3 separate regions of the Homo sapiens genome follow, and regions 1 and 3 are each linked to region 2. Evidence: chromatin loops called from intact Hi-C (ENCODE). Cell type or tissue: GM12878. All regions are shown on one strand. Links, peaks and the distances in the headings refer to the core of each region. The heading gives the core; the rest is flanking DNA. Region 1 has its middle 41 kb from the start of LINC00385. Region 2 holds the start of LINC00384 (long intergenic non-protein coding RNA 384). Region 3 overlaps KATNAL1 (katanin catalytic subunit A1 like 1).

Region 1 (10,413 bases), core at 1,042-9,041, 47 kb before region 2:
GGTCCCCTCATCTTACAGGTGAAGAGTTGAACCCATGAAAATTTAAAAATATATGTTCAAGATCATATTCTGACCTGGAAGCAGAACTTATATCTGTTTCTGATCTTGAAGAATGCTGCAGACAAGGCTTAAAGCAAGTCAGATGGCAGAACATTTGTTAAGGACCTTTAAGACTCTAGCAGATACCAATACAATTACCCGAGCTGATGATGGTTAAAAATAAGAAATGTAAGATAAGTTGACATCATAGGATTGGAACTAACATAATGTTTGTGCTAGATATTTTTATTTACTAAATTCATACATTAGCCCTAAAAGATATATTTATTCTTATTCTTTTTCTTCAGAAGAGAAAACTGAGGCTTATAGAGTGACTTGCTCTAGTTGAACGGCTCCTAAGAAGTGAAGAAGGATAGGAACCTAGGTCAGTTTGGTTCCAGAACCCATTCCCTTGCCATATTCTAAGCTTACTCTCAACAATGTTAAAAACACACAAAAAGCACTCAGTTTTTAAAATGTTGCATTCACCCATTTTTCTGAGGTTATGAATCAATTTTTAACCTTCCCTTTCTCTTAATGCTTTTTTGTCAGATTTTTAGGTAGACTACTGTGATAGGTTCTGTTTCAGAATTTATGTTAATAAGGCAAGAAAAGAGGGCTCTTTTGGGATTTAAATGCATTTGAGACTAATGGCTGCCGTTTGCTCTATCACAGTGCAAATATATACCTATTGTTTTTAAGGGCAATGCTTAATGAAATGAACTAATCATTTTAAGAATTCCCATGAATCATATTTGGGCCACCAACTTAGGTGACATTGAGCTCTAACAGTTACTTTTATTCCTGGGATCTCCAGCAGTCCTCTGCTGACTGGATGACAGCTTCAGAGTCCTTAGCTGGACGCATAGTTGTCATAGGGGCTTCACCAAGTCATGGATGGGGCTCATTGTTCAACTTTGAAGCACCAGAACAAAGTTAATTCTGAATGTTCAAAATACCATGGCCACACCATCTGAACACACCTAATCTCGTCTGAATATTCAAAACGTCTGTCAATTACTACATCTTAAATAATTTTTTAAACAAATAACCATGGTATGACCACTGTATTCCATAACAAAAATCCTAAACTATAGTGTTAGTAATTATTACGTAATTAGATGTGGATGAATTGAACTTCATTTGGGTTTTGTAAAATACCTCAAGCTATTTTCCAAACATTTTGAAATATGTTTTGTAACATTTCTCAAATATACTTTACTAAACATATTTCCTTTAATTTTTAAATCCTTTTTAAAGTGTTTGTTTAAGGGGAAATTTAATCCATATGTTTCTGATTCATTTACACTTATCAAAGTTGTTTCTTAAGAAGAATTAGCTTTCTAAGAAGCCTGAGGAACTCTTCTCATGAATTCTGTTAGCCCTTAAAAGCCTTTTTCCAATCAAAACTTTTTTCCCCAAAGATAAATAAATGTGGATGAAATGTTTTAGTTTGGTTTGCAATACAAAGCCCATATTTCAAAATCTAACCTAGTTGTGAATTTAGGATAATAAACTATTCTGCCTTTACCATAAGAATTCACCTCATTTGTTGCTCTTCAAAGCAACTAACTGCAAAGGGTTTGCAATAACTGTGCTCTCTTGAAAACGCAGAACACTGACATTCCATACTGTGTTCTCAAATTCATAGCAAAGGTGACAGAGGTGGGCGGCTGAGCAAACATATTAAACTAAGTCAGCTAGTTATTGGGGATCTACCATGTATGCCAAATATGTATACAGTACATAGTCACACATATACATACATGTGAAAATACTCATTTAAGGTTTGTGTGTGTTTACCTGTGCTTACAAATTTTAACAAAATTTATTTTGTATTTTGTATTAATTATTCTGAAGTGACTACAATTGTTCTCATCTCTATTTAGAAATATTTTTCGCCTGAGATTTAGTTCAACACGTTTCTGTTGCCTAGCAGTAGGTTTTTGAGAATAGCTTTTTGTATAGCCTTAATTGAACAGGTTGATTGCATGAAATCTTCTTAGCAAAAGTAAAGTCATCACAGTGAAGGTAAAAGGAACTATGTTGACAACTAATTGGATAGAATGTCATAAACCGCAGTGGATCTGGAAGAGATTTGCAGAAACGTAGCAACAAAAGAAGGGAGTTTGTTCAAGGCAGCTAGAAACCGCATTCAGAAATATTCGTGTTAAAAGAAAGGCACCATTTTCCTTGGTTCTCATTAGGGAATTGTGTAAAATACATATTTGTTCATCACAAGAAATAATCAGTTCCTATTTTTAGTGGAAACTTTTTCCCTGAGTTGTTTAGTATGGGATTATTAGACAATAAAAACATCTTTTGTGTACTTTTCAAAATATAAACTAATTTCTTACATATTTCATTAGTTCGCGCCATAGATGAATTCTTAGTATTTTAGGAAAAAACTTTCATGGTAATTCCTTTTTAAAACCAGCACTTAAAATTGTCTTTATTTAAATCAAAATGCAAAACCTCTTGCATTAAGGGAGACTTTTACCTTTTACTTTGTATTTTTTCATATGATAATTATTTACTTTGTAAAAGAAATATAAAATTATAAAAAATTTTTAAAGCAATATTTGTAGACATCAAATCAGTGTCTGCCCTTCTGTCTCCCAGAAGCCCTTGGCCTAAGTAAGAGTCAATCATAGCTCTTGACCCCATTTCATTTGACCCATAGGGCAGGATTGTGTTGACCACTGTCACTGTCACTCTCACCTAGGACAGTGCTCTTCAGGCTTTGTTAACAATAAAGTGTGTGTGAGTTACACACTGTTACTATGTTGGTAGTTTAAGGATACTTGTAAATTATAGTAGTGCTTGTATATAATTTATAAAAATCCATGAAATGTAGAAATATGGAAGACTATAATGTGAAGACACTGAAAAGTAATCTTACTGCTACAAAATCCTTCCAAAAAATAGGAGTAATATTTTCATTGAGAGCCATGACATTAAATATACTTTATTTTTTTTTAAATCTTAGGATAACAATTTAGGGACAATGATTTCATTTTTATTTCAATGCTTAGTTTTAATGACTGTTACAGCTAAAAGTGTAACTTCACAAAGGTGTGTAGATCCAAGTGGAAGAAACAGATTATTGGCTGCAATCTGAAGTAATGAGCTTCATTTTAAAATCATGCCCACTAAGCAGAAGTGTTTATTTGGCTATTTGCGTCTTTCTTGATGTCAGTTCTTGCAAATTAATTGAAAGGTTGCATTTTATGTTGAATGTTCAGAACCTATTGCACCTCTTCATTTGGAAGATTTTAAAACAAACAGGACAATTATTTTAAGTTGCACATATTAGAGTTCTTAAAAAAGAGGCTCAGTGTTTTTGACAACAAAATCATGTAACAATGGAAAAACATTTCCCAACATCACTTTTCTTTATGTAACATGGATTTCTTTCATATAGTAATTATTTTCTCATCCCTTTTTTAAAAAAAGAATAAAGTTGTAGAGTAGAGGAAGTAAGCATTTCATTTAACCTAAATATGTATATGAGCCTGTTTCTGTGCATACAGCAAAAATTTAATAAAACAATAGCTTTGCCTTTATTATATATGATACATTCTGACATTTTCTAATTGGTTTCATTTTGTAAAATTCCTGGACCTGCCCCAGGAAATTGATTTCATTACTTGTTAATGGTGGACAGCTTGCAATTTCAGACCTCCTCCTGGACTGCAGGGTGCCACTGGCTGCAGCCCTGGCCCTCTCCCAGCTTCCTCTGTGCGGATTACTCAGTGACGCATTTGATGAGTGGCCTGGTGAGCAGCAGCAGCCATGCCTGGTTTCCTGGCCACCTGGGGGCTCATCCTTCATGCTATTCCTGACAGGCCATTGTGAGTCTCTTTATCGTTTGAACCTGGCCAATCAGGTTCTCAGGGTCAGGCCCTGGGCATCTGCCCTCTCTCTGCCTTCCTCCCTAACCCTCAAATGCCTGGGGATTCTAACTATCCCAGTGGTGGTTTTCTTGATTTTGATCAGTCTAGACATGATAGTTCTTGAAAGATTTAAGACACGCTTAATTTCTGTTGAGTTTTTATTTCTCCTCAGTCTTAAAATTATTCCTGACTTCTAGATATGATATGAATATGTCACTGTTCATTCCTTTTTAAAAAGTCAGCAGTGATCCCTGTGCCAGTGTCAAAAACAGTTTCTCCATCTGATGTTAAAAACATCCCCTGGGGAAGGACCAGCTCACTGTGCTTCTTGTGCTAGTATAGGACATTTAGATAGCTGCCAGCTCCCTAGGGCAACACAGCTGCTTGGTGACCTCTCTTTGTTCCTGGAAAAGGAATAGGGCTCTTCAGTTATAGTACATGGTATTGGAATCGTTCAAGGGAGGACCAAGAGAGGAACAGAGACTCTTAGTCACTAACAGGAAAGTGTTAAGGTTTGAGAGTCAGACTGGAAGGAAGAATCAAGGAAGGAGAGGATCGAGTTTTCAAGGGAAAGGAATCCTTATGTGTTCTGCTGTGAGTGGGTGAAGAAGGTTGACAGAAGCCACAAATAGTTGGTCTTATTTGGACTGTGCCTCCTGTGGCCAAGGCACTGTTCCTGCTATTTGGCTAGATACTTATTGGCTATTTAAAACAGGCCTCTTTTGGATCATGAGATGTATTTGGGTATTGTGAGAACTTCAAGTCTGCAGTCAGAAAACAATTCTAGCCTCAGCTGTACCACTTCTAAGCTGTGGGACTTTGGGCAAGTTACTTATCCTCTCTGTGGCTGTGTTATCTCACCTCAAAATGGAGATGATAACAGGACCTTCCTTTGTAGGACCATTGGGAAGATTAAATGAGATACTGAATTTAAAGTGCTTATCACGGCACCATACAAACCCTTAATGTTAGCTGCAGTGATGTGCGAGGGCTGGTACATACCAGGCTGTCCCAAAGCCAACTGTGGAATGTTAAGGAATGTCGCAAGCCTTTCCACCGTTGATAGCTGAAACTGTAGCCGCGGTGAGAGGATTCACACATGGAAATTGGCAAACACTACACATCAGGGCTTTACCTATCCCCTATCCCCCTGGAAGAGTTAGTTTACCAGCGTATCACAGGTTAGCTCTTTTTATTTTTGTGGAGTTTTTTTCCCCACTGCAAGTAATGCGGGTCCACGTGTGTACCCTGGCTCTTTGTCGCTCCCTCTGAAAAAAGTGGATGCAGTGAGGGTAATACTCCTAAGCTTGCCAGTCGTTGTGAACAGGTCAGTCTGACTTTCAGTGAGCCATTTTTGACTCAAAGAGTGAATGGCTGTTTTGGGGTCTGCCAAAATTAGGGGCCCTTCTCTTCCCTGAACTAGACTATATACTCTGATACTTTTATCGCAGTGTTACAGAAGTCTTAGGATACTAGTAGTGGACAAAAATATTCCCCTTCCCTTTTATTCCCTGAGAAATACAGTCTGAGCTGTATCTAGGCAATACCCACACTGCCTTCAGACTTTTTCCGAAGTGGAGTTCATCAATCATCCAGGAGGCTCTGAGCCCCATGATTGGCATGGCTTACCTAGTGGCCGTGGTAGACATATGCGCATGGAGGCATTTTGCTGAGGGCTTGTGAGAGCTATTTGGCACCTTTTCCAGCAAAGGTGGGAGAGGAAGGAGGAGAAGAGGTTCTGTTCTCACCTATTTTAATACCCGAACCAAAAAATGGAAGTTGCTGGTAGCACTGAATTAGAACTCTTGCCTCATTTAGCACACTAATCATCAAAAGTCTCTATTTTCAATAGAAGCAAAGCATAATTTCTCAATAAAGAGGCACTTCAAATAGGGGATTTACAAACATTACACATTGTCTTTCCTGTTGCAGCTATGAAACATACCTTCTAGAGAAAATCACACAGATTTTGTTTACTTTGCTTAAGAATTGCAGACTAGAGTCATGATTTGTTAGTCTCATTTGCTTTTCACAAGAAAAAGCATTATATAATGTCCGAGGGTCTCAGGTTCCATAACGGGGACTTTCCCAAGGTCTTTCATAACGAAAGTTTCTGTGCAGCCCATGGGAGATTACACAGGGAGGGAGTCTGGAGACTCTCACGAGGACTTATTTTTGTCTATTCTAATTTGAATCTCATACAAGTATTTCTATAGGCCTATTATTTACACCTATATATCAGTCCAACTTACTGAATGCCAACAAATTTGAGACACAACTCCTGTCCTCAAGGAACTCATGTCCTGGTAGAGAAAGCCATGAAGCAGTCATAGGATACTGTGTGTGGTTATAACAGCATGCACCTGAGAAATGGTCTGGAGGAGGTGAGGTCAGCCACGTGCTGAAGCAAGCAGAGGTGTTTGCCAGGTGGCTAAGGAGGGAATATTAACCCAGGGGTGGGTGATGGTCCCCACCTTCCGGATGATTTACTGTATAGTTGCGTTTGCCCCTTAGCATGATTTCTTTGACAGCTGTTGATGGAGAGCTCTGTGAGGACGAGGAGCGCTCTCATTGTTGCCTCCTCCACAGGGTTTTGCAAGTTGTAGGTGCTCAAATCCCCGATGGGAAATGAGAACCTTAGCATACAAAAAAAAAAAAAAAAAAAAAAAACCTCCTTTCTTCACTAGGACCCTGTATGCAAAGCAGTTCCGAAGAGCACTGATAGGAAAAACTGAATTCACTGCATGATGACAACAGAGCTGGGATTCAAAATCAGCTCCTAAGCAGTAATCTGGAGCAAAGTCATTGTCTAGTCTGTGGACATGATCAAGATGCATACAAAATTCAATTTTCTTTCATATTTTGTAGCTTGAAGGTGCCTTATATTGATTTCTGTTTTTTGCTTTGCTTTGTTTTGTTTTGTTTTATTTTGTTTTGAGATGGAGTCTCACTCTGTTGCCCAGGCTGGAGTGCGATGGTGCGATCTCAGCTCACTGCAACCTCTGCCTCCCTGTTTTGAGCGATTCTCCCGCCTCAGCCTCCCGAGTAGCTAGGATTACAGGCACCCACCATCACACACGGCTAATTTTTGTAGAGATGGGGTTTCACCACGTTGGCCAGGCTGGTCTCAAACTCCTGACCTCGGGTGATCTGCATGCCTTGGCCTCCCAAAGTGCTGGGGTTGCAGGCGTGAGCCACTGCACCCGGCTGATTTCTGTTTACTGAGTCCCTGATAAAACTGCTTTGCTTGCTTTCTCAAGAGGGAAGGTGGCTGCCCCACAGCAGCAGGTCCTGCAGCCATGCTGACTTGGCAAAAGCATTCCTCTCAGTGCTTTAATATTTACCTGCCGTGGATGATGATACAGCTGCCGGTCACAATATCTTTTCAGTGCTACATTTCCCTCCATTTTTCCAGGCCCACATCTGGTCTTAGCCCATCTTGAAGTTGTCTATGAGGTAGAATTTGTTCCACTTGTGAACTGAGCCTATTTTGAAACTCAAAAGGTGCTTCCTAATTTGCAGTTGTATATTAGATTCACACATCTCAGATTGAAATTCGCACAATGTGTTTTGCATTACTCACACTTAATAGTAATTTCTTTTGGCTATTGCCCTCAGGCTGTATGAGAAAAAAATAGATTTGAGCTTTTTATTTTGACTGTGTTCACAGACTGTAAATCTAATTAGTTCTCTGGGATTTTTTCTCTTAAAGTCACAGGCACATTGCTCTCTGGACAAAGACTGATAAACAGGGGCAGGTTTAGGTAAGACTAACCATGTTCGTCTTACCTAAATTGTCCTGGCATTTCACTTGGAAAATTCATCTCTTTTTCCTGCCCTAATTTGCTGCATCAGGTTGATGTGTGTTGCCGGTAGATATGGTACCCACCTGTGAAATGGTGAGGAAAATTATGTCCAGATTAGGTAATGCTTTCAGATTCCTCTATTACAGATTATTGACTCCAGTGTTTCTCAGACTGAGCTAGAGAGTTCATTTGTTCTGGGAGAAATTTTTAAATGACTTGTGTTTTGATTCAGAGCAGCAACCACAAGAAATATGAACACAGTCTGGCCCATGGCGATGACCTCTCCGAATTGAGATTCAAGGTCACATGACTTGGCTCCAGGGATAGGACCAAAGTCTGCAACTTAGAGGATTCAGTAATTAAGGAGTGGCCTGGGTTTTCCAGATGATGAGTCCAGAGTCCTCCTTTGGCCGATTGAATTCTAACTGGAGATATGGTGAATGAGGGGCATGGCCATGACAACTGTGTCATGCCAGCCCCAAATTCCTGTGGGAAGCAGCTGGCACTACATATTTGGATAGTTGTGTATCATTGGTGTCCATGGTTCTTTTGAAATGGCAAGGCTTCTGCTGCCAGGAGCTCTCATTCTGAGGGTGTGTGTCGGTCAAGCCATCCCTGTCATTCTTTGTATCACATATGCCCAGTGAAGGGTGATGAGTCAGCCAGCTTCCTCTAAGTAAGACTGAGCTAATCAAATAACCCCAAGATCCCAGTGGTTTGAATGAAAAAGGTATTTCTTGTTCACATACATATGTCACCTGCAGTTCTGCTATGGCTGTGATTTTGCTCTGCGCATCATCTCATTTTGAGAACCAGGATGTCTTCAGTAATCTCTATTCTGGTGGCATAGGAAAAAGAGCAAGAGGGCTCAGCAACATTCAGGGGCTCTAAGACTTCTCTTCGATGTGCCATATGTCACTTCTGCTCGGGTTCCATTGGCCAAAACAAGTCATACAGCCAAACTTCCTGTCATTAGAACCAGGAAATGTTACTCTCTTTGCAAGGCTTCCCATGGCAGTGGGTGATGTGCCATCCTCTACCAGGGAGGGAGACTGTGTGGTTGAGAACAATAACACGCTCTACTCTGGGGCATCCGGCTCCTGTGCACCTCACAGCCAGCCAATTGCCCACCACTCTGGTTGACTGGGCTATTCAGTTTGAATTCCTGTTTTTCATTTACATTTTTTCTTATTTGGGAGTTTCAGAATTGGAAAGTCGGAAAGCTTTAGGGTTGGGTGGACATTTAGAGATCTTATCTAGTGCTCTGGCTTTTCTTTTTTCTTTTCCTTTTTTTTTTTTTTTTTTTTTTTTGAGACAGAGTCTGGCTCTGTTGCCCAGGCTGGAGCGCAATAGTGTAATCTCTGCTCACTGCAACCTCCGCCTCCCAGGTTCAAGCAATTCTCCTGCCTCAACCTCTCGAGTAGCTGAAATTACAGGCACCCACCACCACACCCGGTTCATTTTTGTATTTTTAGTAGAGGCAGGGTTTCACCACGTTGGCCAGGCTGGTCTCAAACTCCTGACATCACGTGATCTGCCGGCCTCAGCCTCCCAAAGTGTTGGGATTACAGGCGTGAGCCACCACCCCTGGCCTGCTCTGGCTTCTCTAGTAGGGGAACTGAGGCCTAGTGAGGTGATTGGCTCCAGATCACACAACAGGACTTCACTGCAGTACTTTCTTCATAACATCAGCTTGGGAAAATAAAATGTTAGAGAAGAATTGCTACTTTCCCAATTGGAAAATAAAATGCTCAATTGTTCCTGATATCTTACCCCTTTCTGGGAGAGAAATAAAACACAACCTGAGTGGTCAGTTTCAGAAGGAAAACTTGCTCACATTTTCCCTAAGTGATGGGTGTTAGGAAAGCAATCTGATTAAACTTTATTATGCATTTTGAGATTCTAGCATTTTATGTATCCTACGTACATAAGTCATTTTGACTTCCCCAATCTTTTCTCTCTCTGGCTGCAATTTCTAACTATCTCTATGTACAAAATCTATACACATAATGGTTTTCAACCAGGGGGATTATTAGAACAACTTGGGGAGCTTTAAAAAATACACATGCTTGGCCGGAAGCGGTGGCTCACGCCTCTAATCCCAGCACTTTGGGAGGCCAAGGTGGGCAGATCGCAAGGTCAGGAAATCGAGACCATCCTGGCTAACAGGGTGAAACCCTGTCTCTACTAAAAAAAAAAATACAAAAAATTAGCCGGGTATGGTGGCACGCTCCTGTAGTCCCAGCTACTCGGGAGGCTGAGGCAGGAGAATCACTTGAACCCAGGAGGCAGAGGTTGCAGTGAGCCAAGATTGTGCCACTGCACTCCAGCCTGGGCAACACAGTGAAACTCCGTCTTAAAAAAATGGCCGGGCGCCGTAGCTCACGCCTGTAATCCCAGCACTTTGGGAGGCTGAGGCGGGTGGATCATGAGGTCAGGAGATTGAGACCATCCTGGCTAACACGGTGAAACCCCGTCTCTACTAAAAATACAAAAAACTTAGCCAGGCGTGGTGGCCGGCGCCTGTAGTCCCAGCTACTCGGGAGGCTGAGGCAGGAGAATGGCGTGAACCCGGGAGGCGGAGCTTGCAATGAGCCGAGATTGTGGCACTGCACTCCAGCCTGGGCAACAGAGCGAGACTCCGTCTCAAAAAAAAAAAAAAATATATATAT
Region 2 (10,413 bases), core at 1,168-9,167:
GGGAGCAAAAAAAGAAACAGGGGGAAATGCTTATTAAAGCCAGGCCTAGTGAGTCTGAGGATTTCAGTGGTGTCTTTACATTCTCAGTGGCTTCTGAAGAAAAAGTGGAATTTCTGTCCTCTACACCAGCTGGCTGCTAGGAACTTTGCTGTTATATAGAGGCAATGCATGAAGTCCAGAATCCATTACATTATACTAATTATAGTAATAATGATAATAACAATTAAATGTGAGCCTTCAAAGGCAGGTCCCCTCCGGCAGAATCCATTAAGGAGAATGGGTGTAATTATTCGGGCAGTGGAGGCACAGTGCAATTTTAGGGGTGGTCAGTGTTATCCTGATAACAATCCCATTCTCTCCTCCTTCGTCACTGGCCATCTGGCCTTCCAGTGTCTTCTCCCCAGATCTCAACCATCTGTCCATCAATGTCTCACTAATTATTGCAAACAATTCTGTGTAAAATGAGAAGAAAGTAAAGGTTAACTTTCCCATTTTACAGATTAGTCATTGTCTTCCTGAACAAACAGTGAGGAAACCCAGGGGAGGTGACCCCTCAGTGAATGTATCCTACAGAAGAGCCGGATCTGGAACTCTGCTTGAGCAAGCCAGTGTAAAAATTACAACAGCTTACTGAGGTTTCTATTTTTCCTTATTTTTCTCTCTGCACTAAACAAACACACATTCATTGTGGTAAATCTGAAATACATAGAAAAGCCTAAAAGAAAAATCACCCCAAATCTTAATGTCTGGGATTAAACCTAATACCGAGGAATACCTTGTCCACCCAAGCTTGGTGGCTGATGTGAGTCAGGTCAGGAGGGATTGGGAGGTACAGTTCTGTCTTCACGCCCCCCTCCTGGAAGGCTGCAGACTTCTGGAGCTGCATCCATACCCATACAGCTCTAGAACCTCCGCCTGTGTGGGGTTGCGTGTCAAACACTGGAGCTTCTGGAGCTGCCTGGGCTTTGGCTCATTAGAACTCAGGGATGAAGTAGAAACTGTAGGTCCCTGCTGAAGAGCATCCAGTCTTTCCATTCATCCGTTGAGCATGCACCAAGGCATTGAGAGGATAGAGATGATGTTGTGAGGATACAGATAGAGATATAAAGAAGCTGTAGTCCTTATCTTTAAGCAGCTTGCAGACTAACTTGGGAAACAGATGCTTGAATGAACTAGTAAAACTGTGCTCAGCAATGCGCTTCATTTTACGGATGAGCAGAGGGAGGCAGAAATGCAACGTGGTTGTTAGGGTCTGAGTGCAGCAAGTCCCCATTTCAAGATCAAATTTCAGGTGATAGACAACCTCCAAGGTACCCCCCAATGACCCTTGATTTTTGCACCTCATATGGTCTCTTCCCACGCTGCATCAGGGTTGGTCTGTGAGGCCAGCTGATGTGGCAGAGCTGATGATATGTGACTTCCAAGGCTGGGCAGGAAAGGCATTGAGGCTTCCACCTTGTTTTGTGGATCACTTGTTCAGAGGGAAGTCAGCCAAAATATTCTGTGAATTCTCAAATAGCCCTGTGCAGAAGCTGATATTGAGAGCATGGAGGCTTCCTGCTAAAGGCCAGCATCAGCTTGTCAGCCACACAGGTGAGGCTGGGAGAGGATCCTCAGTCCTGATCAAGACTTCAGATGAGATCACAGCCCTGGCTGACATCTGACTGCAACTTCATGAGAGACCCTGAGCCACAGCCCCCAGCCCAGCCACTCCTGAATTTCTGGTCCACAGAAACTGTAAGAGATGTAAATAAATTATTATTGCTGCTTTTAAGCCACTAAATTTTAGGATGATTTGTTATGTAGTATTTGACAAAAAATACAGTATCTCTAGTTTCTCTCCCCCACATACACAGTGTTCATTTTGTGCCGTACACCAGGCTAAGGGATTTGCATTTGTAATCTGATTTAATCCTCACAACAGTAAGGCGGTAATGCCTATGAGGTGAGTATCAGTCTTATTTCCATCTGACAGATGAGGGTGCGAGGACGTAGAGAGGGGAAGGAGTTTGCTCAAGGTCAGGCAGCTATAAACTGGCAGTGCCTGCATTTGAAGTCAATGCTGCCTGACCCCAAAGCCCAAGCTCTTAACCACAACAGGTCTTGTGTTTTCTTGTAAATGCTCAGCCTAGGAAATATTTGTTGATGTTATATGCCACAGACACTGCCAGAGCCTGAGATACGCACCTGTCCCATGGTGCTGAGGGTGGGCTCTGGCAACATCATCGTAGCTAGTGGCCTCTCATTGAAGGCCCCAGGCCCCCTTCCTCATATCAGACCCTGCCTCCTTTCTCCAGATTCCAGGCTGCTGACTCCTTGGGTCTCTTTCCTCCACTGCTCCCTGACTGGCAGCAAAGAGACACAGGGTCTCAGCTGTCCCCAAAGACACACCCACAGGCCCTGTCTGTGGGAAGAGTTTTCTTGGTCACTGCCAGAGAACATGCTGGGAAAATGAAAATAAGCAACAGTGGAGAAGTCGTAAAGGTCACAGAAGCCCATAATGTTTCTGGAGTCCTGGTCCTTCACACAACATTTGTTACAAATCTGCCTTGTGCCAGGCACTTTTCTGGGCAGGCGGCGCAGATCGGCGAAGAAAGCAGACAGTGGTCCCACCTTGAGGGAGTTTAAATGGAGAGAGAGGGCAGTCAACAGTCATCTAAATTCGACAGGCTGCTCAGGGGAGAGTGCTGTGGAGGACAGGAAGGCGAGCCGAATGAAAGCGGCTGCGTGTGCTGGTGAGGCAGGACAGGCTGGGCATTGATCAAGGGGCTCATACAGAGGGCGAAGGGGTTGGTAGAGTGACTGACTGTCCCTGCTTGCCCAGGACTGAGGGGCTATGGGAGTTTTCATGTTAAAACCTAGAAAATCCTGGGCTGAGACAAAGCAGCCATGCTAAAAGTTGGTCAAGCAGATACTGGGGAAGATTGCCCAGGGAAACCGCTAGATCAGCCAGGGTTGATTTTGGCCCTGGGGGACATTTGGCAACATCTGGAGACATTTTTGGCTGCAAACCTTGGTGAGGGTTGGGGGTGCTATTGGCATCTGGCGGGCAGAGACCAGAGATGATGCTAAACTTTCTACAGTACACAGGACAGCCTTCTCCAATAAAGAATTCATTATTTGGCCCCAAATATCCAAGTTGACATATCTTGAGCTAGATTCTTGGTCTTTCATTCCTGATTCACTTCTGAAATTTCATTTGCCTTTTGCTTTCCCTTTCTTCTCCTGGGGGAGGAATATTTCTCTGGTCACACCTGAAGATAAAGGCCTTACTCCTCTTCCTTCAGAAAGTGCCTCCTCTCCAAATACCTCAGCACGGGGATGTGAAATGCAAACCCAGACAGACCAGCAGGGCCCTGCCTGCTGGGTGCTGTCCCCATCTCCCTGTGCCTCCAGCCCAGCCACTGCTAGTTCATCTTTCCAGTGAAAATCCTGTAGGTTCTCTCAGTGTCTGGCCACTCAGCAGCCCCTCCAATCTCTCCAGGAGGCTACAGGCACAAGCTGGATTCTCCCATGCAATAGGCCTATGTGGTCTGTGCTGGATGGCAGCCCTTCAGCAGAAAGTTCTGGGATGGTCTATGGACTCCAGCTTAGGTGACCAGGCTCTATGAAAGAGAGGGTGTATTGTATTGACCCTTTGTGCCACACTGGGAATTGGAGAAGTCAAGATATTGTCCTAGTCCCTTAGAAAATAATTGGGGCCAAGACTTCCTGGCATCAGGCATTTGGAAATACTCCAGGGTACCATGACTGACACTTGACCCCCATTCGTTTTACCTCTGACCAACCCCCGTGCTGCTGGCAGAGAAGGGAAGCTGGCAGCTAAGATGTCCTAAGCCACTGGCAGCCCAAGTCCTTTGCCTCATGGCCAATCTGTGAGGCAGAAGCTGGGTTTCGTAGAGCCCCAGTTTCCCTGGAATATTCTCAGATCAAGAGGGATTAGAATGTATTCAGTTTGCAGATTTTGGATTCTCTGAGGTCTTTATATAAGTTCAGTGAGGGCTGAGATCTTTTAAACATTTATCAATGAAACCCAAGTTTTTACCAAGCCTCTACTATGCCCAGCCCATAGTAGAGGCTTGGTAAAAACTTGGTGAACTGAGTATCATTAATAGACTGGAGTGGCCCCCTCCCATGCCCTGCTGCAGGATGCTCTGTCAGAGGCTTCTTCTCAGGCATATGAGGCTCAGGGACACTCATCCCTGCCTGACCTCCTCGGTGGCTGACTCGTCATCCCAGATCCTGATCTTGCTGTCCCTGCCTGAGCATGCAGTGCTTCCTGAGGTTCCCCTAGTCTTCCCCATTTCTGCATCACCAGGGCTGAGCACAGCCCCTGGCACATAGTAGATGCTCAATAAATATAGGTTGGTTGATGGAAGGAGTCAAGCTCTCCTTGGCTCTATACCAAGAGCCAACCTGCATGGGCACAGGACGTAGCTCTTCACTTGGACCTGGGGGATGAAGGACTGTTGGATTCGATCTATTTTGTACAAATCTGGCTTCCCAGAATGTGAAACATGAGACTGGCTCCCTGGCTCACCATCCGCCTGCCTCTTCCCATTGCCAGGCTGAGAATCACCACTGGTGACAAATGCTGGACGGCCTGGCTGACAAGTGGTCCTGCGTGAGCAAGGCACTGGCAGCTCTGAGTGCCAAGCTTTGGCTTCCTGTGCATTTGGGGCTGCGCATTTGGAGAAGATCCACCACTTAACAGAGGGGAGCTGCTGGAGTGACAAGCAGCATCCTCACGCCAGGAGAGCTTCCTGCCCAGAACGTATGGTATATGTCCAAGGGCTCTCAAGGTACCCGAAGCCATGCCAGTTGCAATAATTAAGCAGTAAGACCCAAGCGAATAGGTTTGCTGTGGCTGCATGACAGCCAGATGCCTGGGGTGTGAACTGAGGCCCGCCTCACACTGAAAACTGTCTTGTTGCGACTATAAAATCGTCAGTGACAAATGGAAGGAATGATCGTGCTGGTGATTTGGTGCTAACGTGGCAGCTCACTCCAAGGACTTCCACACGTCATCTCCTCCACCCTGACAGCATCTCAGGAAGGCAGGAAGTTGGCCCGACCTCTGCCTTCCACTATCCAGATGGACACCCGCCACCTGGGGCCTGGGCCTAAGCCAAGTGCCTCCGCATAGGTGGACTTAATGTTCCTAATCCCCTGCCCAAAGCCCCATCTTTGCCCCATGCTTTTCAGGCTATGAGTACCAGGCCCTGGGTGAGTCATTCTCAGATGTCATCTATGTCAAGTCTCATAGCAGCTCTACTATGTAGGGTTCTATTAGCCCCATTCCACAGGTGAAAAAACTGAGGCTCAGAAGTGTCAAGTTATTTACCCAGGCCACAGAGCCAGTCAGTGCCAAGGAGGGAGTGCAGCCCAGCTCTGCTGATCTCTAAAGCTTGTGCTCTCAACTACCACAATTTCCTGCCTTTTTTAAACAAACAAAAGTGGGCGTTATAACTGGGTGTTGTATTTCCTGTAACAAAGTACCCAAACTATAACTGGGTGGCTTAAAACAACAGAAATTTATTATCTCACAGTTCTGGGGCTGAAAGTACCAAATCAAGGGGTTTGCAGGGCTGTGCTCTCTTGAGGGCTCTGGGGGAGAATCTGTTTGCTGCCCCTCTCTTGGCTGCTGGAGTGTCTGGCAATCTCTGGGGTTTCTTGGCTCACAGCTGGGCAACTCCAACCCCCCATCTTCACAAGGCATTTTCATGTGTGTGTTTTCACAAGGCCATCTTTTTATCAGGACATGAGTTGCCCTGGACTAAAAGCCCACCCTACTCCAGTATGACCATATTTTAATTTAACTCGTCATATCTGCAATGACCCTATTTCCAGATAAGGTCACACTCAGAGGTAGCGGGGATTAGGACTTCAACATATCCATTTTGGGAGGCACAGTGTACTCTCTAACAGATGTAATAATAGTTTAAAATCAAGATGGAACATAAAACAAAGGGGAAGTAACTTTGACTTACAGCTGGATGGATGTCACACAACCCCTAAGGGAAAGGCATGAGAGGTGGTTTCTTCCTTGGACTTTGCAAACACAAGTGCCAGCCCAAGGCTCCCCAGGGCCCTCTAGGGGAGTCCTGCTCAGAGCCAGGCCCTAGAAAGACTTCCTCAAGTGCCTCAAACCTCCCAGTTCTGCAACATCTGCTTGGGTTAAATTTGATGTATTGGCCATTAGCCGCCTCCCCAATGACCCCCTCCCCATGCCACCCCCTAAAAGTAACCCAAAACAAAACAACAACCTTATGATGGCCAGGATGGCTGTATAAACGAGTTTGAAGAGAAGAAAGAGGGTGACACACAGAGATTTCTCAAGAGCAGAAGGGAGGCAGAGACAGGCTGACTTATTGTTGGTGATAGAAATTCATCTTATTAAGGAGTAATGAACGGTTTTGCTTGGGAATTAATCACCAAAGCCTTCTCCCTGGAGTAAGAAGAAATAGAAAATGCCAGAATAAAGGCGTGCTGGAGAGGCTGTGATGGCAGCTCTAGCAGAGGCTCCTGATGGGGGCTGCACACTGAAATCATGTAGGGGGGATTTTAAAAAGACCCATGTTCAGCTACGCCCCAGACTGATGACAGCAGAATTTCTGGGGTGGGACTCAGGTATCTGTACTTTTCTAAAGCTTCCTAGGTGATGCCAATGTGAGGCCCGGGTTGAGAACCACTGAGCTAGAGGGTCGCATCTAGCTCCTTGACCTTCTCCACCGTGAGGCAGGGGCAGGTGGTAAGAGCAGCCCATCTGCCTGTCACCCTGCCGAGCCTTCCGTGTATTTCCTGCTCAGCTGGCATCAGCCAAGTGGACACTTCTTTCTGGGGTCTTTCATTTCTTAGCCCTGTTTCCTCTCCTCTGGTGTTGGGGTGAAATGAGAGATTCTGGAAACTTTGGTGAGATCATTTTGAGTGTCTCTTCTATATAGAAAGACCTATACCAACTGTAAAAACAAATTTTTTTTTGAGACAAGGTCTTGCTCTGTTACCCAGGCTGGAGTGCAGTGGCATGATCATAGCTCACTGCAACCTCAACCTTCCGGGCTCAAGTGATCCCTCCATCTCAGCCTCCTGAGTAAGTGGGACAGTGGGACTACAGGCTTGTGCCACCATGCCCAGCTTTTTTTTTTTTTTTTTTTTTTTTTTTTTTTTTTTTTTTTTTTAGACACGGGGTCTTGCTGTGTTGCAAAGCAGCTCTTGAACTCCTAGGCTCAAGTGATCTTCCTGTCTTGGCCTCCCAAAGTGTTGGGGTTGCAGGCATGAGCCACCATGCCCAGCCTAAAAACAGACTTCTACTGCAAATAAATTGGTACAGCAGCCTTTCCTGAGCCTTAAAGCATTCCAGTTCCCAGAGGGTAGGGGTTCAGCATGATATGAGACACAGTGAGGCCCAGGTGTGGGTGAGTGTCTGTTTCATTCCTTACTTGGTGATAAACACAGTTGAAAGCTTGATGGTTTCTGTTCATATCAAAATGTCCTCGGGTCAAAACAAGAGTAAAGCGAGTGTGTCGGAATGTCCCTGGTAACAAAATGACTGTGTCAAATTGACGAGAATCCTCTTGAGAGAGGCCTAGGGGACAACTGGAGGCCTGAGTCGGAAACAGCCTCTGCCAGGGGGCCGCTCAAATCCATATCCTTCTGCTGCTGCATAGACCAAGCTTGTTCCCTGCGATCTACCTGTTCTCGCTTGAGTCTATAGCCACATTGAGATAAATTGCACAATGGATGCTGATCGGGGGGATGTTTTGAGAGCTGGGTCCATGCCAACAACTCCAGAGTAAACTGAAGGCAGCCAGCTGGGTGGGCACAAGCCTTCGTAAACCAGATCAGCTGTGGCTGCAACAGAGTCTCTAGGGGTCATGAGCAGCCTCATTCATACCAAGGAAAACCTCGGGCCACATCTGGGCAGAGGTTCTCCCCAGACCCCCCACGGCCCCCGTAATGACAAATACTTTTTGTCATTTGTAACTTTCCTTTATTTTCCTGAAATAGATTTTTAAAAAATCCTTATATTACTCTAACATTAATATAAATAGAAACTATAAGGAAAGGAATTGATAATAATACATTCCACTTAAAAAAATATAAAGGCTCAGGCATGTCTAACCAGACAACCTAACAAGGAGCTCAGAAGCTTGGACATACGTGTAAAGTCACTATGAATGGGACCACAAATGCAGACTGAACTTTTCCAATCACAAGTCGGATGCCATGAGCGGAGCCGCTGTTGACATGTATTTCTGAAATTGTGAACAGCTCTTGGGAGGGTTCTGAAATAAACTTGGTAGTTGCACTTCTGAAAATTTCAGTTTATATTTAAACAGTTCAAAAATGCTTCGTGTTTTTATGTAAAATGCAGTTTGTTTCTAAGCTTAGATGATTGTAAACATCAATATCCCAAGGACTCGAGAAAACTCTTCATTGTGTGGGTGGTCCCTCACGTTTCAGGACGTCTAGTGTCCCTGGTGACATTCCTGCATTATGGCTTCTAGAAATGTCTCCTTCCCCAAATGGTAGTTCTGTCCCCGCTGGGAATCAACTTACATGGATGGTGAGTCTTTGCTTCCTAAACCTCAGTCTGGCGAAGAGCTTGGTGCTCGACCTTCATTTCACCTTCTTTTCTTCTTCCTCTTCTTCCTTTTCTCAGAGGGCACCAGCAGCTCTCTGGCTTTCTTGGGGGTGGTCAGCTCTTCACTCATGGTGGTCTCCTCACTTCCCTTCCCTGCTGCAGTGGAGAAGGCTACTTTCTCTTCCAATGACCACTGATTTTTATTTGATTACCAGAAGACAGCAGATCTTGTCTTGAAAATCTTGGACCAGTTCCCCAATGCTGTGCTAGACAACTTGTGAGTGGCACTCCCAGATGTCACAACCAACAATCTCCTGAACACCTTCTCCTTCCAACTCAGCAATTACTGTTAGTTCTACTATCCTTAGGTCTAGCAGTGTAGAAGTGTTCTTCCCCTAATTTCTCTGAAATAGACTAAATAGTGGACATGAAATTTCTGCGTGTATAAGAATGACCTAGAAAGTGTGCATGAATTTCAGATTCTCAGGGCTTGCCCCCAGAGATGTGAATCCAGTGAGTGTGGGAGCCTGCATTTTTAACAAGCAGCTCCAGCCTGCACTTTTTGAGACACTGTCTGGTTCTGCAGATGGGTGTGGAGGTGATAAGGTCTTCATCAAAATAGACTGGGAGGGGTCCACCCCGGTAATTAGGGACTCCAAAGTGGATATCCACTTAGGGTCTTGCACCTTGTCTGGGACACTAATACACATGTATATGGCACGGGGGGTGGTGGAGGTCTGTGGCACAGACTTCTATGCATTCTCCCCTCCTTTTAGAACTTACCTCAGTTTTTTGCTGGGCACAAGACAGTCTGCCTGTATTAAAGACTACATTGTCCAGACTCCCTTTCAGCTAGGCATGGCCATGTGACAGAATTGTGGCCAATGGAATGTAAGCAGAAGTGGTGGCTACAACTTCCAGGAAGTGGAAGTTTAAGAAGAGGGGCTGTGCCCTTTTATTTCCTTTCTCTTTCCTACTTGCAGGAATAGGGTGTAGATACCCTAGGAGACCTCAGGAACAGAAGACACAGAAGATCTGCTGGATGGAAGCAGCCTGGGTCCCTGGCTCTGCAGTCTCCATAACTGCCTGGGATGTACTGACCAACTCCAGCCTTTGAGGGAATATTAGAGAGACAAAGACTTCCATCTTGTTTAAGCCACTGCTATTTTGTTTTGATTTTTTCAGTGACTCATAGTTGAAGCCAAAGTTTCCTAATACTTTGTCTCAGCTGAAAATGAACCAGCGCTCGGCTTAGGATTTAGCTGTCAGGAGAGCTGCCCAAAGGGTCTGAAGTTCCTTCTGGGCAATTGCTTCCCTTAAAGGAAGAACGCGGTCTCTCCCCACCCTGCACCCCATAGGAAGAGTGTCTGTGGCCATCAGTTCCCTGGCCACATTTCTTCTCTGTCCCTGCCTTTCCCACAGTTCACACACCCTAAGATTGAGTCTGGGGTCAGGTGGCTGGGGGTGATGGTGGAGGTCTAGATAAGCAAACCAGGCAGAAGAAAGGGGAGGGGTGTCAGGTGCTTCTGGCATTGGCTCAGGATCTGAAGACTTTGATGCATCAGCGGGGCCCAAGCTTCCGGTGAAAATGGGGTGCCCTTCCCAGATCCAAGGAGGGCCCCAGTGCCCCTGACACTCCCTTGGAGTAGCCTCAGGACAGCAGCCACTGCTTGCCAGGAGCTCACAGCCTCAGGAACACCAGCAACAGCAGGAGCACAGGAGTGGGAGGAGTCCCAGTGGGCAGCTTGGGGTGCTCCTGAGGGCACCTCACACATCCTTAGAGACCCTGAGAAGTAAGCCAGGGAGGCCATTCCAGGCCCTGCAAAACA
Region 3 (10,413 bases), core at 731-8,730, 94 kb before region 2:
TACAAAGTGGTTGAAAGCACTGATTCTGGAGCTGTATTCCCTAGGATCTAGCTGCGTGTCCTTGGGCAATTTACTTACCTTTTCTGTGCCTTGGTTTTCTCATCTATGAGATGGAAATAATAAGAGTACCTACCTCATAGGACTTTTAGGATTAATAAGAGAGTTAATATATATCCAGTGCTTAGAACAATACGTGGCACATTGTGTAGGCAGTATATGAGTTTTAGTTATCATTGTAACATGAAAGTGGGGAACTAACACAGATATGAAATAGAATTCAAAATCACTTTTTAAAAAAAGAAATAATTGCCATTCTAATTGTGTGAGATGGTATCTCATTGTGGTTTTGATTTGCATTTCTCTAATGACCAGTGATGATGAACTTTTTTCATGTTTGTTGGCCACATAAATATCTTCTTTTGAGAAGTGTCTGTTCATATCCTTTGCCCACTTTTTGATGGGGTTATTTGTGTTTTTTTCTTGTAAATTTAAGTTCCTTGTGGATTGTGGATATTATTAGCCCTTTGTCAGATGGATAGATTGCAAAAATTGTCTCCCATTCTGTAGGTTGCCTGTTTGCTCTGATGATAGTTTCTTTTGCTGTGCAGAAGCTCTTTAGTTTAATTAGATCCCATTTGTCAATTTCGGCTTTTGTTGCCATTGCTTTGGTGTTTTAGTCATGAAGTCTTTACCCATGCCTATGTCCTGAATGGTATTGCCTAGGTTTTCTTCTAGGGTTTTTATGGTTTTAGGTGTTAGTTTAAGTCTTAAATCCATCTTGAGTTAATTTTGGTATAAGGTGTAAGGAAGGGGTCCAGTTTCAGTTTTCTGCATATGGCTAGCCAATTTTCCCAACACCGTCTATTAAATAGGGAATCCTTTCCCCATTGCTTGTTTTTGTCAGGTTTGTCAAAGATCAGATGGTTGTAGATGTGTGGCATTATTTCTGAGGCCTCTGTTCTGTTCCATTGGTCTATATATCTGTTTTGGTACCACCATGCTGTTTTGGTTACTGTAGCCTTGTAGTATAGTTTGAAGTCAAGGTAGCATGATGCCTCCAGCTTTGTTCTTTTTGCTTAGGATTGTCTTGGCTATATGGGCTCTTTTTGGTTCCATATGAAATTTAAAGTAGTTTTTTTCTAATTCTGTGAAGAAAGTCAATGGTAGCTAATGGGGATAGCATTGAATCTGTAAATTACGTTGGGCAGTATGGCCATTTTCACGATATTGATTCTTCTATCCATGAGCATGGAATGTTTTTCCATTAGTTTGCGTCCTCTCTTGTATCCTTGAGTAGTGGCTCGTAGTTCTCCTTGAAGAGGTCCTACACATCCCTTGTAAGTTGTATTCCTAGGTATTTTATTCTCTTTGTAGCAGTTGTGAATGGAAGTTCACTCATGATTTGGCTCTCTATTATTGTTGTATAGGAATGCTTGTGATTTTTGCACGTTGATTTTTGTATCCTGAGACTTTGCTGAAGTTGCTTATCAGCTTAAGGAGATTTTGGGCTGAGACGATAGGGTTTTCTAAATATATAGTCATGTCATCTGCAAACAGAGACAATTTGACTTTCTCTCTTCCTATTTGAATCCCCTTTATTTCTTTCTCTTTCCTGATTGCCCTGGCCAGAACTTCCAATACTGTGTTGAATAGGAGTGGTGAGAGAGGGCATCCTTGTCTTGTGCCAGTATTCAAAGGGAATGCTTCCAGCTTTTGCCCATTCAGTGTGATATTGGCTGTGGGTTTGTCATGAATAGCTCTTATTATTTTGAGATATGTTCCATCGATACCTAGTATATTGGGAGTTTTTAGCATGAAGGGGTGTTGAATTTTATCGAAGGCCTTTTCTGCATGTATTGAGATTATCACGTGGTTTTTGTCATTGATTCTGTTTATGTGATGGATTACATTTTTGATTTGCGTATGTTGAACTAGCCCTGCATCCCAGGGGTGAAGCCAACTTGATCGTGGTGGATAAGCTTTTTGATGTGCTGCTGGATTCGGTTTGCCAGTATTTTATTGAGAATTTTTGCTTTGATGTTCATCGGGAATATTGGCCTGCAATTATCTTTTTTTGTTGTGACTCTGCCAGGTTTTGGTATCAGGAAGAGGCTGGCCTCATAAAATGAGCTAGGGAAGAGTCCCTTTTTTTTTTTTAATTGTTTGGAATAGTTTCAGAAGGAATTATACCAGCTCCTCTTTTTACCTCTGGTAGAATTTGGCTGTGAATCCGTCTGGTCCTGGGCTTTTTTTTGGTTGGTAGGCTATTAATTACTGTCTCAATTTCAGAACTTGTTATTGGTCTAGTCAGGGATTTGACTTCTTCCTGGTTTAGTCTTGGGAGGGTGTATGTGTCCAGGAATTTATCCATTTCTTCTAGATTTTCTGGTTTATTTGCGTAGAGGTGTTTATAGTATTCTCTGATGGTAGTTTGTATTTCTGTGGAATCAGTGGTGATATCCGTTTTATCATTTTTTATTATGTCTATTTGATTCTTCTGTCTTTTCTTTATTAGTCTGGCTAGCAGTCTATCTGTTTTGCTAATCTTTTCAAAAAACCAGCTCCTTGATTCATTGATTTTTTGAAGGGTTTGCTGGAAAGGATATGGAGAAATAGGAACGCTTTTACACTGTTGGTGGGACTGTAAACTAGTTCAACCATTGTGGAAGACAGTGTGGCGATTCCTCAAGGATCTAGAACCAGAAATACCCTTTGATCCAGCAATCCCATTACAGGGTATATACCCAAAGGATTATAAATCATTCTATAAAGACACATGTACACGTATGTTTATTGCAGCACTATTCACAATAGCAAAGACTTGGAACCAACCCAAATGCCCATCAGTGGTAGACTGGATGAAGAAAATGTGGCACATATACCATGGAATACTATGCAGCCATAAAAAAGGATGAGTTCATGTCCTTTGCAGGGACATGGATGAAGCTGGAAACCATCATTCTCAGCAAACTAACACAGGAACAGAAAACCAAACACTACATATTCTCACTCATAAGTGGGAGTTGAACAATGAGAAGACATGGATACAGGGAGGGGAACATCACACACTGGGGCCTGTTGGGGGGTGGGGGACTAGGGGAAGGATAACATGAGGAGAAATACCTAATGTAGATGATGGGTTGATGGGTGCAGCAAATGACCATGGCACGTGTATACCTATGGAACAAACCTGCACGTTCTGCACATGTATCCTAGAACTTAAAGTATAATTTAAAAAAAAGAAAAATAATGAGATTTCCAAGAAATTTTGCACTTTCCTTGGGCCATTGAAATCAGGCAACAGATGAATAAATTAGGCAAGTGAGAGGCAGTGGCTTTACAGGAAAAAGATCAGCTATAATTAAGCTTAGACATCCGTGTGACTATGACCCAGTGATTTTTATTACTAATTGGCCAGTAATTTCCGATGCGTGGTAGCTTACTACCTAATGAGTTGATTCGTCTGTTGGACAGAATCTATTGTTAGAAAATTCTTTCTTTTGCTGATCTGAAATCTATCTCTTTTGTTACTGGCCCTTGCTTTTTTTTTTTTTTTTTTTTTTTTTGGCTTAATACCTAGTAGGCCTGTTGGTTGTATTGCCCCATTAGAATTTACTTCTTCAGCTTAAATGTCTCTAGTTTCCTTGGTCTTCCTCCATATGACATGGGTTTTGAACCCTTTATCATCTTGATTATTCTTCCCTGGGTGTAATTTATCAGTATTTCTCTTAAAATGCAAGACCCAGAGCTAGTAACTGATCATGTTTTACTTAATCTGCCAGTGTGAGAGGTTGCATAGTAAAATGTAAGAAACATTTGCATTTTAGGGCAAACTATATCATTAATTGGCTCTGTAATATTTGGTTAGTCACTTTGAGCCTAATTTTCCTCAAATAGAAGATTATCCAACACTAATGAAAGATGAGTAACAAAGCTTTCTTGATATGGGAAATTTTGATGTTAGTAAAAAGAAGCTAAAATATTTTGCTTTCATGAGAAAAAAAGTATATCAACCTTCATGCTAAAAATCAAATTCTTGCTAATGTTGACCTTAGTCAACTCATATGAAAATCTAAGGAAAGAATTCTAAGATCATTTCAGTGACATTGCAGTTAGTAGTATTTATGTACACTTAGTAATATCTTGGAGAGGTTAGCTTTATTTCCTTTAACTAATAGTTTCCTTTAGGTATTGCATTTAATCTAGCTGTTTATATTTGATGTCTGTATTCTAATTTAAGTATTTTTTATGAAGAATAACTGTCACCCATTTTACTGATTTCCTGGCATAACCAAATTAATTTTAGTTTTCCTATGTCTGTTTTTTATAACCTCACCATTTTGATTTGAAAACGTTTCCAGAATCTTTTTTGTAGTCCTCGATCGGTATTCAAGTCTCATGTGTACCACTGAGAAACTTTGGGTTCTCGGGCAGGTCATTTAACTGGCCTATACACACACTTCTTCTTCAGTGTAGTGAGAGGCTTTTAGTTCTTTGATTCTCCTCCTCTACCCCGTCCTCTATAGGAGCCAGAAGAAATCCAAACTCACCTCTGCCCATATCTTCAACCTCTTTCTTCTGCGCAATACATTTTATTATACTGGCTACTCAGGTTTTTTCACAGCACTTCACAGTTTATGTGTGTTTTTGCTTTATTTACTTGTTACTCGTTTCCCCCACTAGACTAGATGCTTGATGAGGGCAGATAATGTATTTTCATTCACTGCTCTAAAACCTAATGCACAATAGCATGTATTGCACGTAGAAGATGCCCAAATATTTACTGTTTTTAAAATCCTATGATACTCCTATTACTTTCAGATAGGCATGCAGCTTTTTCTTTCTCCTGAGGTAGTGTTTATTAAGTTCTTTCCAGCCACTTGGACATTCATATTAAAATGAAATTTTAATTTTAACTTGATAAGTGTAAATTACAGTGCCATATGAAGGCTCAAGCTCCAGATATGTCAGTTTCTGTTGTATTCTTTCGTTGATACGTTTCTAGAATAGTTTTTAAATGATTACAGAATGTTCCTAGTGATTTGTTTGAATATGACTTGGTAGCCTTGGCCTATCTGTACTATAAAATTTGACTCTAGCCTAAGCTTAAGTTTGTTGATGTTATGTTTCTTGTGTAGGTGCCAAAAATTTACTCCTTTTAATATTGTCAGTATTGATATCTGTCATCTGGAATGCAAGAATCTTCGGGAAAATTTACTAATAAATTTAATGCTACCGCCATACTGCCCAGAAATAATTTATTTTTTTGGGTGAAGTACCAGAATACTGTTTGGTCACTTACCTAGTGGCTTGAAGGAACCAGAGCATCTGTCCAAGGGAGCCATTTAGTTTCCTCCAGCACTTATGATTGAGCCTTTTGACTATCTCAGAAGTGGGATTGGAGAAGTTTGTCTTGTTCTCTTGTCTCTTTTCCGGTTGAAGTTTAGGAGATTGACTCATTTTGACCATTTTCTTGTTTTGTTTTTACTCTAGGCAGTAACTGGGGCTAAAGCTCTGGGGAGGCACTTGGCTGTGCTTGCTGAAGTATTTCCATAGTTGGACTGTCTCTGGCAAATAAGTGAATTTCATTTAAAGCTCGTCAAAGCTGTGTGAATCTTGGCAGAACCCCATAGAAACCATAGCATAAAATTTCTTTTAAAACAACTATATTATTAAATGAAGAATTTGGGGTAAAGCATATTGCTTTAATGGTCTTAATACTATTTAAAAAGATCCTTCCACATTAATATTCAAAATGTTTTCTAGTAGTGGTGGAAATCCTCTGCGTCTACCAGTTCAAAGGTAGGCTTTCCCAGTCTTTTGGGATCTAGCAAGGATCAGTTTAGTCTTACCTGCATGCAACTGTTCCTGCAAGAATGTAGATTTGAAGTTTTTAATAAAGTTGACCAGTTCATGTATTTCTGATGAATTAAATAGAGGAGAATGGCATTTGAGTAATCAGAAAATACTACCTTAAAATAATAAAAATTATTTAGAAAGTGATGGCATTATAATGTTTTCAAAGCGTAATGATGTTAACTAAATTATCCATTACTGACTAGTACTTTTTTTTTATACCTATCCCCAGGGAAGGAAGAATATGCAAGATGGTGCAAGTGATGGTGAAATGCCAAAATTTGATGGTGCTGGTTATGATAAGGATCTGGTGGAAGCCCTTGAAAGAGACATTGTATCCAGGAATCCTAGCATTCATTGGTTAGAGTCTTTCAAATTATTGAATTAAAGTAGAGGAGAACACAAATTATAGGTTGTCTTGGTGTGTGAGTTTTCTCTTGTTATTCATTAATCTGATTATGACCACATCTATAATATGAAAGTATAGAATTGACGAGACAGTTCTGTCGAATGTAACCAAGGACATTTTACATGTTAATTTGAAGTTGATGTGTAACTGACAAGTTGTTAATTCAATGACATGTCCTCATTAATAACTAATGTTTTCACTGATCTTTTTATGCAGTAAGAATTAGAATAATGTTCTTACTATGAGAATAATTTCATAAGTAAAAAAAAATTAAAAGAATTAGTTTTGACCATAAATCAAAGATCCCTGAGTAAACATTATGAAAGTTTGCTGTTCTTTCAAAGGGATGACATAGCAGATCTGGAAGAAGCTAAGAAGTTGCTAAGGGAAGCTGTTGTTCTTCCAATGTGGATGCCTGACTTTTTCAAAGGGATTAGAAGGCCATGGAAGGTGAGAATTTATTAAATTGGTTTTGATATAAGAATGCTACTTGGCACTGGAATGAAAGGCAGCATTGCTGTAGTTTTTGATGTATTTAACCCATTTTGAAAAGGTTGGGAGAAGTTTATGTACACCCAAAACACCTGGATTTGAATTTGTAGTTGTGATGTGTTACATCTGCATAGCAGGAGAGATGGGCTTGGAGTGTTGAAACTATATAGTCTTTAGGTCACTTCACTCAGGGATGCTGAGCTAGAGATTAGTTTTAAGAATTTTCTGGATGTATGGTTCTATAAATAAAAAGTTAAGCAGATTAAGCAGAAATAATATATGGTCTTATAGAAGAAAGGTGTGATCAAACAGTTTTCAAAAGTTGGAATATTTCTCACTGATGGTTAATTATTTTGTTTTACTTGTCACTGACTTGAAAACAAATGTTTTTTCTAAAAAGAGGTCTTTAGCTGTGTTTTAAAAAACTACTTCTTGGCTGGGTACCGTGGCTTACACCTGTAATCCCAGCACTTTGGGAGGCTGAGGAGGGTGGATCACGAGGCCAGGAGATCGAGACCATCCTGCCCAACATGGTGAAACCTCATCTTTACGAAAAATACAAAAATTAGCTGGGCGTGGTGGTGCATGCCTGTAATCCCAGCTACTCGGGAGGCTGAGGCAGGAGAATTGCTTGAACCCGCGAGTTGGAGTTTGCAATGAGCCAAGATCGCGCAACTGCACTCCAGCCTGGCAACAGAGTGAGACTCCATCTCAAAAAAAAAAAAAAAAAAATCACTTCTGTATCATTACAAAATATCTGACTTTATCAATTTATTTTGTCCTTGCTGTGCTTTTGTAGTATTTATTGGCAAACTGGATTAAGAAAATAAAGATATATTTCTAAAGAATCTTTTTCCTGACCAAATAATTTTTTTCTGCAACAGTAGAATAAAATTCTTGAATAGAACTATTACGTTTTTTTAAAAGGTTATGTCTGAATTTTTTAGGGATTTGTGAGAATAGATTATTTACTGAAATGGGACAATAAATGTATTTTATTTATTTTTTGAGACTGAGTCTCACTCTGTTGCCCAGGCTGGTGTGCAGTGGCATGATCTTGGCTCACTGCAACCTCTGCCTCCTGGGTTCAAGCAATTCTTGTGCCTCAGCCTCCTGAGTAGCTGCAATTACAGATGCGTGCCACCATGCCCAGCTAATTTTTGTATTTTTGGTAGAGGCTGGGTTTTGCCATGTTGGCCAGGTTGGTCTTGAACTCCTGGCCTCAAGTGAACCTCCCACCTTGGTCTCCCGAAGTGCTGGGATTACAAGCATAAACCACTGTTTCAGGCCTGATAAATGTATTTTAAAGAATACATGAAAATAAGGAGACCTCAGAAATTTTTCAAGCTTCTAAAATTGGTCTCAAAATGTAAATTCCAGAATTTCAGAACTGGAATGAGTCTTTGAGATCATCTCAAATCCCCACTATTTGGCATACTAGAAAATTGAAGTCCAAATAGGTTGTGACAACCATAATAGACCTTTAGAAAATTTAAAATTCAATGTGTGTCAGCTTCTTAGGTTTATATGTGCCTTTCTGCGGCACACTTTCTCCTGCATTGTGTGATACCATTCCTTTATCCGTCAAGCACTTATTTAGCCCTGTTATAAACAGGGTTCCTTGTTTTTCAAGACATAGTCCCTGAGCTATGAGACATCCTAAATGGAGAGTTGGGCAGTTACATATAGCTTTCAGTGTTAGGCACTAGCAGAGCCTAATGGGTGGTACAGTCCACATGTGCTTGGAAAGCTCAGCAAAGCACAAAAATGACATGATTAAAGAAGGCTTTATGCTTGAGGACGTGGGATTCAAGCTACAATTTGTAGGGTTGTGAGGATTTCGCTATGTTGGAGGAGACATTTTGGAGATGTAGGAACTTAGAGGGGGATGAATGATGTGGGCAGTGGAATATAGTGAGAAAGTGTAAGTGTTTTTGGGAAATAGATGCATTGAAGTTTTGTAAGGAAGGCAGCATAGAATATTGGTAAGGGGTACAGATCCTGGATCCAGACTGGGTACATGTGAATTCAAGCCCTTTCCACTTATTCTGTGATCTTGAGCAAGTTATGAAACATCTCCATGACTCAGTTTCCTTATCTATAAAATGGGAATAATAATGGTTATCTCATAGGATATAGTGAGGTTAAAATGAATTAATGAGGCCTTAGAACTATGTAAATGTTGAAAATATAAATTAGTGGAAGATTCAAATGGGAAGGTAGGTTGAGGCCAGATTGTATTTCCCAGGAGTTCGATTCTTTTTCTGTAGGTGTTTGGGAGACCTCTTTGAGCAGGTAGGTAGCATAGTTAAATTAGTGAGTTGGGAAAAACAACCTGGTTGCAATGAGCACAGAAAGACGGGAGGCAAAGAGCACGTTCAGAAGTGATTGGCAGTAGTTTAGGCTTAAAATTCAAAGAGCCTGAATTGGGATGGTGATTATGAATTAGGAATGGAAGGACAGATGCTAGTGATATTTAATGAAGGAAGTTGGTAACCTTTTGGATGTAATATATGTGTCAAGAAGGCAGGGGCAAAGATAATTGGCTTTTGCCTATGGCAAAATAGTGATGATAACATAAATGTGGAGCTCAGGAAGGGAGAAAGACACTGGTTTATTGTTCTTGATGTTGAAAGTTCAGTAGGAGCAGGGGGTGCTTCTGGGGAAAGAGATAAGGAATTATTTTTGAGTTTTAAATTTTGGTATAATATTAATGTGGAAATGCACCAAGTTAGAAATACAGGGCTGAAGCTTGTGAGAGAGGTAAAAGATGAACATATTAAGTGCCTTTTCAAAAATACGTTATCTCTGGGATGAACTTTTCTCTAACAGAATAATATTGAGGTCCTTCTTTACAAGTTTTAAGATCAGATTATATGATTTTTATAAAGGCAACATTTAAAATTGTACTTAGAAAATAAGGAGATGCCCAAGAAATAGACTACTGTATTTTCAGTGCTGAAGTATATAAACATATGCTTGAATCACTCTTACATTGAGACTCTGTTCATCTATCCATTTATCATCCAGCCTATCTTAGCACTTCTCAGACTGCACCATAATTTATCCATATTTTCTAATAGATTAAAAGTCTCTTGAGGATTTATATGTGATTCCTGACAGATTCGACTTTTTTTCCTCAGGGCCTAGTACTTAGTAAGCATTGGATAAATTTACACTGGGTAAATACATATTTATTGAGTATTTACCTTGTGTCACATGATAGGCTAAGTGCAGAGGATACCAAAATGAGTGAATAATAGCCCCCAAGAAGCTCATGGTCTTTGGGTGATTAAGCATGTATTTAATGGAGGCCATGTGGTAAGTGCAGTATTTGTTGAGGACAGTGTGACTAGTGTCTGATAGAGTAATGAACACACTGCTATGGCAGAAGAGAGGAAGAGGGACTTAGTCTGCTGTGGAGAATAATATCAGGGATGGCCTCCCAGAGCAGGTGACCCTGAGCTGAGACTTGAAAGATGAATAGAAGTTAAACAGGCAGATGTGATGAAGAAAGGCTCTAAGGCAGAGTGGATATCAGGTACAAACACATGAAAAGTGTAAGAGAACATAGTATATGTGAGGAATCTTGTGTAGTTCAGTGTGGCTGGAAGTATAGAGTGTTTATATGGGACATAGTAACAAAAGACACTGCT

What was found. Peaks named below come from ENCODE experiments on the same cell type or tissue, not always from the same donor. Only the 100,000 strongest peaks of a DNase experiment are listed, where the experiment ranks them.
Region 1: a loop joins it to region 2, with 2.0 times the contacts of the local background. A loop is called at or near these places in 2 of 110 quality-filtered maps.
Region 3: it touches region 2 in a loop (2.4-fold over the local background); 6 of 110 quality-filtered maps call a loop at or near these places.

Annotation. Positions count from the first base shown.
Region 1 is chr13:30,189,647-30,200,059 of GRCh38, reverse strand. No RefSeq gene overlaps it. Among named protein-coding and RNA genes, the nearest start is that of LINC00385, 41 kb to the right of the region's middle. In GM12878, for the core only: no CTCF peak of the experiment used is centred there; DNase peaks (open chromatin) are centred at 6,039, 6,519 and 7,559; H3K27ac peaks cover 1,621 bases.
Region 2 is chr13:30,143,256-30,153,668 of GRCh38, reverse strand. It overlaps LINC00384 (long intergenic non-protein coding RNA 384), which reads left to right and starts at 595. Exons shown (of 2, transcript NR_138041.1): 1 at 595-635; 2 at 1,520-1,783. RefSeq lists enhancers at 1-410, 7,215-7,644. In GM12878, for the core only: a CTCF peak has its summit at 6,100; a DNase peak (open chromatin) is centred at 7,508; H3K27ac peaks cover 2,423 bases.
Region 3 is chr13:30,236,762-30,247,174 of GRCh38, reverse strand. It overlaps KATNAL1 (katanin catalytic subunit A1 like 1), which reads left to right. Exons shown (of 11, transcript NM_032116.5): 5 at 6,089-6,216; 6 at 6,610-6,715. It overlaps LOC102723381 (a long non-coding RNA gene), which reads right to left. Exons shown (of 4, transcript XR_007063741.1): 3 at 5,853-5,921; 4 at 5,258-5,567. Among named protein-coding and RNA genes, the nearest start is that of KATNAL1, 66 kb to the left of the region's middle. In GM12878, for the core only: no CTCF peak of the experiment used is centred there; a DNase peak (open chromatin) is centred at 5,464.